Linked DNA regions of Homo sapiens: region 2 is linked to region 1. Evidence: read pairs that join two places in POLR2A ChIA-PET (ENCODE). Cell type or tissue: CD4-positive, alpha-beta T cell. All regions are shown on one strand. Links, peaks and the distances in the headings refer to the core of each region. The heading gives the core; the rest is flanking DNA. Region 1 overlaps MALAT1 (metastasis associated lung adenocarcinoma transcript 1). Region 2 holds the start of PYGM (glycogen phosphorylase, muscle associated).

The links. Peaks named below come from ENCODE experiments on the same cell type or tissue, not always from the same donor. Only the 100,000 strongest peaks of a DNase experiment are listed, where the experiment ranks them.
Region 2: POLR2A ChIA-PET joins it to region 1 with 6 read pairs; 5 of 35 experiments call an interaction of 5 or more read pairs at or near these places.

What each region holds. Positions count from the first base shown.
Region 1 is chr11:65,500,288-65,505,653 of GRCh38, forward strand. It overlaps MALAT1 (metastasis associated lung adenocarcinoma transcript 1), which reads left to right. Exons shown (of 1, transcript NR_002819.5): 1 at 1-5,366. It also overlaps TALAM1. Among named protein-coding and RNA genes, the nearest start is that of MALAT1, 3.9 kb to the left of the region's middle. RefSeq lists an enhancer at 152-281. In CD4-positive, alpha-beta T cell, for the core only: no CTCF peak of the experiment used is centred there; DNase peaks (open chromatin) are centred at 384, 514 and 2,394; H3K4me3 peaks cover 5,000 bases; H3K27ac peaks cover 2,018 bases.
Region 2 is chr11:64,756,126-64,761,491 of GRCh38, forward strand. PYGM (glycogen phosphorylase, muscle associated) reads right to left here and starts at 3,849. Exons shown (of 20, transcript NM_005609.4): 1 at 3,531-3,849; 2 at 2,478-2,579; 3 at 2,312-2,390; 4 at 2,121-2,224; 5 at 1,654-1,785. The coding sequence starts at 3,773. RefSeq lists enhancers at 1,850-2,554, 2,555-3,258, 3,259-3,963, 3,964-4,666. In CD4-positive, alpha-beta T cell, for the core only: no CTCF peak of the experiment used is centred there; DNase peaks (open chromatin) are centred at 3,236, 3,516, 4,026, 4,476 and 3 weaker places; H3K27ac peaks cover 646 bases.

The DNA of each region.
Region 1 (5,366 bases), core at 193-5,192:
GAAGTAATTCAAGATCAAGAGTAATTACCAACTTAATGTTTTTGCATTGGACTTTGAGTTAAGATTATTTTTTAAATCCTGAGGACTAGCATTAATTGACAGCTGACCCAGGTGCTACACAGAAGTGGATTCAGTGAATCTAGGAAGACAGCAGCAGACAGGATTCCAGGAACCAGTGTTTGATGAAGCTAGGACTGAGGAGCAAGCGAGCAAGCAGCAGTTCGTGGTGAAGATAGGAAAAGAGTCCAGGAGCCAGTGCGATTTGGTGAAGGAAGCTAGGAAGAAGGAAGGAGCGCTAACGATTTGGTGGTGAAGCTAGGAAAAAGGATTCCAGGAAGGAGCGAGTGCAATTTGGTGATGAAGGTAGCAGGCGGCTTGGCTTGGCAACCACACGGAGGAGGCGAGCAGGCGTTGTGCGTAGAGGATCCTAGACCAGCATGCCAGTGTGCCAAGGCCACAGGGAAAGCGAGTGGTTGGTAAAAATCCGTGAGGTCGGCAATATGTTGTTTTTCTGGAACTTACTTATGGTAACCTTTTATTTATTTTCTAATATAATGGGGGAGTTTCGTACTGAGGTGTAAAGGGATTTATATGGGGACGTAGGCCGATTTCCGGGTGTTGTAGGTTTCTCTTTTTCAGGCTTATACTCATGAATCTTGTCTGAAGCTTTTGAGGGCAGACTGCCAAGTCCTGGAGAAATAGTAGATGGCAAGTTTGTGGGTTTTTTTTTTTTACACGAATTTGAGGAAAACCAAATGAATTTGATAGCCAAATTGAGACAATTTCAGCAAATCTGTAAGCAGTTTGTATGTTTAGTTGGGGTAATGAAGTATTTCAGTTTTGTGAATAGATGACCTGTTTTTACTTCCTCACCCTGAATTCGTTTTGTAAATGTAGAGTTTGGATGTGTAACTGAGGCGGGGGGGAGTTTTCAGTATTTTTTTTTGTGGGGGTGGGGGCAAAATATGTTTTCAGTTCTTTTTCCCTTAGGTCTGTCTAGAATCCTAAAGGCAAATGACTCAAGGTGTAACAGAAAACAAGAAAATCCAATATCAGGATAATCAGACCACCACAGGTTTACAGTTTATAGAAACTAGAGCAGTTCTCACGTTGAGGTCTGTGGAAGAGATGTCCATTGGAGAAATGGCTGGTAGTTACTCTTTTTTCCCCCCACCCCCTTAATCAGACTTTAAAAGTGCTTAACCCCTTAAACTTGTTATTTTTTACTTGAAGCATTTTGGGATGGTCTTAACAGGGAAGAGAGAGGGTGGGGGAGAAAATGTTTTTTTCTAAGATTTTCCACAGATGCTATAGTACTATTGACAAACTGGGTTAGAGAAGGAGTGTACCGCTGTGCTGTTGGCACGAACACCTTCAGGGACTGGAGCTGCTTTTATCCTTGGAAGAGTATTCCCAGTTGAAGCTGAAAAGTACAGCACAGTGCAGCTTTGGTTCATATTCAGTCATCTCAGGAGAACTTCAGAAGAGCTTGAGTAGGCCAAATGTTGAAGTTAAGTTTTCCAATAATGTGACTTCTTAAAAGTTTTATTAAAGGGGAGGGGCAAATATTGGCAATTAGTTGGCAGTGGCCTGTTACGGTTGGGATTGGTGGGGTGGGTTTAGGTAATTGTTTAGTTTATGATTGCAGATAAACTCATGCCAGAGAACTTAAAGTCTTAGAATGGAAAAAGTAAAGAAATATCAACTTCCAAGTTGGCAAGTAACTCCCAATGATTTAGTTTTTTTCCCCCCAGTTTGAATTGGGAAGCTGGGGGAAGTTAAATATGAGCCACTGGGTGTACCAGTGCATTAATTTGGGCAAGGAAAGTGTCATAATTTGATACTGTATCTGTTTTCCTTCAAAGTATAGAGCTTTTGGGGAAGGAAAGTATTGAACTGGGGGTTGGTCTGGCCTACTGGGCTGACATTAACTACAATTATGGGAAATGCAAAAGTTGTTTGGATATGGTAGTGTGTGGTTCTCTTTTGGAATTTTTTTCAGGTGATTTAATAATAATTTAAAACTACTATAGAAACTGCAGAGCAAAGGAAGTGGCTTAATGATCCTGAAGGGATTTCTTCTGATGGTAGCTTTTGTATTATCAAGTAAGATTCTATTTTCAGTTGTGTGTAAGCAAGTTTTTTTTTAGTGTAGGAGAAATACTTTTCCATTGTTTAACTGCAAAACAAGATGTTAAGGTATGCTTCAAAAATTTTGTAAATTGTTTATTTTAAACTTATCTGTTTGTAAATTGTAACTGATTAAGAATTGTGATAGTTCAGCTTGAATGTCTCTTAGAGGGTGGGCTTTTGTTGATGAGGGAGGGGAAACTTTTTTTTTTTCTATAGACTTTTTTCAGATAACATCTTCTGAGTCATAACCAGCCTGGCAGTATGATGGCCTAGATGCAGAGAAAACAGCTCCTTGGTGAATTGATAAGTAAAGGCAGAAAAGATTATATGTCATACCTCCATTGGGGAATAAGCATAACCCTGAGATTCTTACTACTGATGAGAACATTATCTGCATATGCCAAAAAATTTTAAGCAAATGAAAGCTACCAATTTAAAGTTACGGAATCTACCATTTTAAAGTTAATTGCTTGTCAAGCTATAACCACAAAAATAATGAATTGATGAGAAATACAATGAAGAGGCAATGTCCATCTCAAAATACTGCTTTTACAAAAGCAGAATAAAAGCGAAAAGAAATGAAAATGTTACACTACATTAATCCTGGAATAAAAGAAGCCGAAATAAATGAGAGATGAGTTGGGATCAAGTGGATTGAGGAGGCTGTGCTGTGTGCCAATGTTTCGTTTGCCTCAGACAGGTATCTCTTCGTTATCAGAAGAGTTGCTTCATTTCATCTGGGAGCAGAAAACAGCAGGCAGCTGTTAACAGATAAGTTTAACTTGCATCTGCAGTATTGCATGTTAGGGATAAGTGCTTATTTTTAAGAGCTGTGGAGTTCTTAAATATCAACCATGGCACTTTCTCCTGACCCCTTCCCTAGGGGATTTCAGGATTGAGAAATTTTTCCATCGAGCCTTTTTAAAATTGTAGGACTTGTTCCTGTGGGCTTCAGTGATGGGATAGTACACTTCACTCAGAGGCATTTGCATCTTTAAATAATTTCTTAAAAGCCTCTAAAGTGATCAGTGCCTTGATGCCAACTAAGGAAATTTGTTTAGCATTGAATCTCTGAAGGCTCTATGAAAGGAATAGCATGATGTGCTGTTAGAATCAGATGTTACTGCTAAAATTTACATGTTGTGATGTAAATTGTGTAGAAAACCATTAAATCATTCAAAATAATAAACTATTTTTATTAGAGAATGTATACTTTTAGAAAGCTGTCTCCTTATTTAAATAAAATAGTGTTTGTCTGTAGTTCAGTGTTGGGGCAATCTTGGGGGGGATTCTTCTCTAATCTTTCAGAAACTTTGTCTGCGAACACTCTTTAATGGACCAGATCAGGATTTGAGCGGAAGAACGAATGTAACTTTAAGGCAGGAAAGACAAATTTTATTCTTCATAAAGTGATGAGCATATAATAATTCCAGGCACATGGCAATAGAGGCCCTCTAAATAAGGAATAAATAACCTCTTAGACAGGTGGGAGATTATGATCAGAGTAAAAGGTAATTACACATTTTATTTCCAGAAAGTCAGGGGTCTATAAATTGACAGTGATTAGAGTAATACTTTTTCACATTTCCAAAGTTTGCATGTTAACTTTAAATGCTTACAATCTTAGAGTGGTAGGCAATGTTTTACACTATTGACCTTATATAGGGAAGGGAGGGGGTGCCTGTGGGGTTTTAAAGAATTTTCCTTTGCAGAGGCATTTCATCCTTCATGAAGCCATTCAGGATTTTGAATTGCATATGAGTGCTTGGCTCTTCCTTCTGTTCTAGTGAGTGTATGAGACCTTGCAGTGAGTTTATCAGCATACTCAAAATTTTTTTCCTGGAATTTGGAGGGATGGGAGGAGGGGGTGGGGCTTACTTGTTGTAGCTTTTTTTTTTTTTACAGACTTCACAGAGAATGCAGTTGTCTTGACTTCAGGTCTGTCTGTTCTGTTGGCAAGTAAATGCAGTACTGTTCTGATCCCGCTGCTATTAGAATGCATTGTGAAACGACTGGAGTATGATTAAAAGTTGTGTTCCCCAATGCTTGGAGTAGTGATTGTTGAAGGAAAAAATCCAGCTGAGTGATAAAGGCTGAGTGTTGAGGAAATTTCTGCAGTTTTAAGCAGTCGTATTTGTGATTGAAGCTGAGTACATTTTGCTGGTGTATTTTTAGGTAAAATGCTTTTTGTTCATTTCTGGTGGTGGGAGGGGACTGAAGCCTTTAGTCTTTTCCAGATGCAACCTTAAAATCAGTGACAAGAAACATTCCAAACAAGCAACAGTCTTCAAGAAATTAAACTGGCAAGTGGAAATGTTTAAACAGTTCAGTGATCTTTAGTGCATTGTTTATGTGTGGGTTTCTCTCTCCCCTCCCTTGGTCTTAATTCTTACATGCAGGAACACTCAGCAGACACACGTATGCGAAGGGCCAGAGAAGCCAGACCCAGTAAGAAAAAATAGCCTATTTACTTTAAATAAACCAAACATTCCATTTTAAATGTGGGGATTGGGAACCACTAGTTCTTTCAGATGGTATTCTTCAGACTATAGAAGGAGCTTCCAGTTGAATTCACCAGTGGACAAAATGAGGAAAACAGGTGAACAAGCTTTTTCTGTATTTACATACAAAGTCAGATCAGTTATGGGACAATAGTATTGAATAGATTTCAGCTTTATGCTGGAGTAACTGGCATGTGAGCAAACTGTGTTGGCGTGGGGGTGGAGGGGTGAGGTGGGCGCTAAGCCTTTTTTTAAGATTTTTCAGGTACCCCTCACTAAAGGCACCGAAGGCTTAAAGTAGGACAACCATGGAGCCTTCCTGTGGCAGGAGAGACAACAAAGCGCTATTATCCTAAGGTCAAGAGAAGTGTCAGCCTCACCTGATTTTTATTAGTAATGAGGACTTGCCTCAACTCCCTCTTTCTGGAGTGAAGCATCCGAAGGAATGCTTGAAGTACCCCTGGGCTTCTCTTAACATTTAAGCAAGCTGTTTTTATAGCAGCTCTTAATAATAAAGCCCAAATCTCAAGCGGTGCTTGAAGGGGAGGGAAAGGGGGAAAGCGGGCAACCACTTTTCCCTAGCTTTTCCAGAAGCCTGTTAAAAGCAAGGTCTCCCCACAAGCAACTTCTCTGCCACATCGCCACCCCGTGCCTTTTGATCTAGCACAGACCCTTCACCCCTCACCTCGATGCAGCCAGTAGCTTGGATCCTTGTGGGCATGATCCATAATC
Region 2 (5,366 bases), core at 1-5,000, 740 kb before region 1:
GGGCATCGCCCTCCCTCCCCACATTCAGTCACCCTGATTGGTGCAGGGTGGGAGTTGACACAGAGAGAGGGAAGGGACCCATCCCCGAGCACACAGCCAGGCTGGCAGCACCAGAGGGAGCCAGGTCTCCTGCCTTCCAGCCACAGCCACTTGTGCCAGTTGCCACGTGCACCTGGCATGGACTGCCAGCAGCCCCCACTGCATCTTAACCTGGAGGACAACAAACAAATGCTCAGTTCTGAAAGCCTAGTGGTTTATCTGCAGCCCATCTGGGGGCTGATGACCTGAAGCTTCAGCAGGAAGATTGCCTGAACTGGGATTTGTTTTTTGTTTGTTTGTTTTTGAGATGGGACCTCACTCTGTTACCCAGGCTGGAGTGCAGTGGCACTATCTTGGCTCACTGTAACCTCCACCTCCTGGATTCAAGCGATTCTCTGGCTTCAGCCTCCTGAGTGGCTGGGATTACAGGCACGTGCCACCATGCCCGGCTAATGTTTTTGTGTTTTTAGTAGAGACTGGGTTTCACCATATTGGTCAGGCTAGTCTTGAACTCCTGACCTCAGGTGATCCACCTGCCTTGGCCTCCCAAAGTGCTGAGATTACAGGTGTAAGTCACCACGCCCGGCCTAAACTGGGATTTGTACACCTGGTTTGGTTTTAAGGTTTTCAGTTTTTGGTCTTTTTGCTTTTTGAAACAGTCTCACTCTGTCACACAGGCTGGCTGGAGTGCAGTTGTACAATCATAGCTCACTGCAGCCTTTAAATCCTGGACTCAAGTGATCCTCCCACTGAAGCCTCAGAGTAGCTGGGACTACAGGCATGCACCAGCACCCTGGCTAATTTTTTAAATTTTTTTTTTGAGACGAGGTCTGGCTCTGTCACCCAGGCTCCTGGGCTCAAGCAGTTCTCCCACTTCAGCCACCCGAGTAGCTGGGACTACAGGCGCACACCATCACGCCTGGCTAATTTTTGTATTTTTTGTAGACGGGGTTTCGCCCTCTTGTCCAGGCTGGTCTCGAACTCCTGAGCTCAAGCAATCTGCTCACCTTGGCCTCCCAAAGTGCTGGGATTACAGGTATGACCCACTGCCCCAGTCTATTTTTTTTATTTTTTGTAGAGACAGGGTCTCTCTATGTTGCCCAGGCTGGTCTTGAAATCCTGAACTCAAGCCATACTGTCACCTCGGCCTTCTAAAGTGCTGGGATTACGGGCATGAGCCACTGTGTCTAGATTTGGTTTGGTTTTAGGATCCCTCTAACTTGCTGTGTGATGAGTGAATTCCTTTCGGAAGGCTCCAGTTTTCTCCTGTCCCCCTTTCTGGGCTGCTGCTGTCGAGATGTTCAGGGCAGACTCAAGTCGCCAAGATGGTCCTTTGATAAATCTCATGGTGTGGAGTGGAGCCAGGTCATGGGGAGACACTGGGGGAGCAGGGCAGCCTCTCTCCCCTTCCAGACTCTGCACTTAGGCTGGCTCCCCTGTGTCCCTGTCTCCAGTCTCTCCTGGCTTCAGCTGTGTGACTTTGAGTAAGTCACTTAACCTCTCTGAGCCTCAGCATCCTCAGGTGTAAAATACACTGGGTCCTGCTTCCTCTCTGGGCTTCCTTCTCTTCCCTCCCCTTCTCTGGGCTCCCCTGACCCCCAGCTTCATCCTCACCTGTGTGTCCACCCACTTGGCACCCTGGCTGGTGTGCTCCACATGGCCGTAGAAGTGCACAGGTAGCGTGAACTCGGGCCGGGCCTTCTCCCAGGGGTTGCCGTAGCGAAGCCAGTCATCGGCCTCCTCCATCTGCACCCAAGGCAGGTCAGGGAGAAAGGCCAGCAGTATCAGTACAGGCACTCACAGTGCACGGTGGGGCAGGGTGGGGGCCGTGGGCCGGTGTACCCTACACCAAGTATAAGTCAGGAGCTCTGAGGTGGGCCCCTGGTCTGCTGGGCTATCGAGTGGGACACGGACCACCTGTTTCAGGGGCACCAGCTGGCTTTGGGTCGGGGGGTGGGGAGCAGCAAGGATGCTTTCCACAGAGCTTGCGGGGCTGTTTCGGACCTTGCCAGAGATGATAAACAAGTGGGGGTCTTCCCCATCCTGACTAGACCCCACAAGTTAGAGCCAAGGCTGCTCACCTGCCAGCCCCCGGAGATCTTCTGGTTAAAAATCCCAAACTCATAGCGAATCCCGTAGCCATAGGCGGCCAGGCCCAGTGTTGCCATGGAGTCAAGAAAGCAGGCTGGGGGTGTGCAGGGAGGTGGCTGTCAGGGACCCAGCAAGGAGGACCCCATCGGCCCACTCCACCCTCACGGCCCTGTCTTCTTACCTGCCAGCCGGCCCAGGCCCCCGTTGCCCAGCCCCGCATCCTCCTCAATTTCCTCCAGCTCCTCCATGTCCAGGCCCAGCTGGAGGAGTGAGGGTGACAGTGGTCAGGGTCAAGTGTCAGCAGTGGAATCCCCCAGTCCCCACGGCTTGCCCCACCCCACACACACCTGGTAGGTGGCCTCGTCACAGGCATTCTCTAAGGCCAGGTTCACCATGGTGTTCTGTAGCGTCCGTCCCATATAGAACTCTAAAGACAGGTAGTAGATCCTCTGCCCAGAGAGACGGATGGGCAGGGAATGGGGTCAGGGCCACACACCAACACTCAGCCAGGCCCAGCCACGCCTGGACCTCTGGCCCGCCTGCCCTGCTCAGCAGTCCCATCCCTGTCCCCAATTTGTTTCTCCCTGTCTCAGGCTTTGGGGCCCAGCGGTTAAGGTTCTGGTCCCAGCATTCCTCTGACTTTGGACAAATCACTCTCTTTGGCCTCAGTCTCCTCATCTGGGAAATAGCGCTGGCCATACCCACTTCAGGGACTGAGGTACTCGGGAGAATGGGCACCCCTTCCCCCTGCACACACCCCCAGAGAAAAAAGTCATTTGCTCAAGGTCACACAGTGGCTAGAGACTGGGCTAGAGACTGTCACCTCCCATCCTTGCACTGTCCAGTTCCCCTTGGCCCTCAAGCCTCAATCCCAAGGAGACCCAGAGGCACCAGAAACTAGGATGCTGCCAGTGCCTGGTCTCCCAGTTTCCTGGGTCCCCTCCTGGGCCGTCTGCCCGCCCCTCCCCCACTCCCCACCGAGGCGTGTCAGGTTGCTGACATTTACCAGTGACCCCACCGGACACTTGATCTCTGCCGCCCCAGCTGCCCCAGCCCCGCCTGCTGCACAGGCACACCGCGCATACATGCAGCAACTGATGTGTCCTTCCACCTGGGCCCAGCCAGGCCACAGGCGCCGTCCTGCCCACCAGCACCCACTCCAACCTTCTCCGAGTGGGCACTGACCCTTTGCAGCCAGCCCACCTGCTCTGAGCTCCCTGACCCCCACTCCTGCCCCAGGTTTCTCCCTCAGATTGTCCCAGCACCCCTTGTGCCTGGCACCCCTGGATTCTCCACCCCCAAGAACCTAGAGTGACGAGGGGCAGCCACTTAAGTCAAGATCGCCAGCTCCCTGGCAGCGCCTTCAGCCCATACCCCCACCCCAGGCTCCCCAGCAGCACCTTGGGGTCCTTCTCATAGTAGTGCTGCTGCGTGCGGATCCAGCGCCCCACGAGGTGGTCGCGCACGGTATGGGCCAGAGCAAAGTAGTAGTCTCGTGGGGTGGCCACATTGCGGTCCTTTACGAGTGTGAAATGCAGGTGCCGGTTGAAGTTCTTTTTCAGCTCAGTCACGTTCTCCACGCCGGCCAGGCCACGCACACTGATTTGCTTTCTTTTCTCTTGGTCTGACAGGGGCCGGGACATGGCTGCAGGAGGGCGGGCCGGACTGGACTGATGGTAGAGGGGACGGCGGCCTCAGCACTGCCTCCAGCCAAGGAGTGGAGCTCCCCAGCCTCAAGGGGATTTAAAGCCTGGCTCTGGGCAGCACGCCCCGCCTCCCCTGCAATGGGAGGGTCTTGGCCTGGCAGCTCAGGGAGCTATTTTGAGGGCAAGGGGAGGAGAGGAGAGGGGAGGGAGAGGTGAGCTCCACTTGGGCCGCCAAGACTGGCCTGGCTTGTTCACAGGCCTGTGCTGACCCACTTCCTCCAGGCCTTGCACATGGTCTTCTGTCCCTTGTCCCTGCCTTTTGGAGGGTTGGATACAAGAAGGAGCAGGCAGAGTGCTGGATTGGGGAGCTGTCTGTCAGTGGCTGAACCAGGATGGGAGGCCATGTGTTGTGGCAAAAGGAACCAGGACCCCCTGCAGGCTGTGGTGCAGGAGCCAAGTCAGTGTCCCCTGACGGAAGAGGTGCAACTAGCAGAGGCCACTGGATGTCTTTGAGAAAGGGGCCCACGACCCTGCATTGCAGGGGTGGTGTGAGGGAGGTTGTGTGAGGCAGGGCCACAGCCCTCACTCCACCCCCACCGAAGCTGAGCAGCTCTAGGCTCCCCCTGTTGCTGTCCCTCAAGGAGCCCTGAAGTGACCTTTTGGAGAGGGATGCTCAGGTTACTGGCCAGCATTGGCGGGAGGCCGCTAGCCTGCAGCACGGGGCCCTGGGAACTGTAGTCCTATAGGCCCTCGGCGGTGGGAGAAACTGAGGCATTCCCCACTCCATCATCATACTGGTTTAATGACAGTAAGTTCTCCCTGTGATTCCACTGCTTAGGAAGTGATTAGAGGCCTTCTTTCACTTCTTCCTGCCACCTGGGGCCACACTCTGAGCAGGATTTTGTAAACCAGCTCTGTGACCTGGCCTATAAAATGGGTGCCTAATCTGTACCTCGAGGACCTCACCCCATTTGTGTGCATAGCCCCACAGCTTTGAGCCCTTCCCTGGAGGCTTTGGCTATCCTCCCATTCACTGCTGTGTTCTGGCCCCAGCACTGACTTGCTGTGTGACCTCAAGCTGGTTGCTTTACCTTTCTGAGCTTTGGATTCCTTCACCAAATTTAGACTCTCCAATGAGAAAAAAAAAAATCCCTGCCTCTCAGCTGCTGCCTCCTCATCTTGTGAGGGCAGGCTTCGGATCCTGCTGTTCTTTAAGAGAAAGGAACCAGGACCTTGTGCTAGTTCAAAGGCTGTTTGGGCCTCCCGGGTGGTGGGCCGGTGGAGGGGAAGAGCTGGGTGTTCTGTTCTGAAGGCCAAGGAAGCAGGTCAAAAGCCTGGACAGCTGCAGGATACTATTGAGAGCCTGGTTCGGAGAAAGCCAAGCTGTTTCTGAGAACTTTTTTTTTTTTTTTTTTGAGGTAGAGTTTCATTCTTGTCGCCCAGGCTAGAGTGCAATGGCATGATCTCAGCTCACTGCAACCTCCGCCTCCTGGGCTCAAGCAATTCTGCCTCAGCCTCCTGAGTAGCTGGGATTACAGGCACCCACCACCATGCCCAGCTAAGTTTTGTATTTTTAGTAGAGACGGGGTT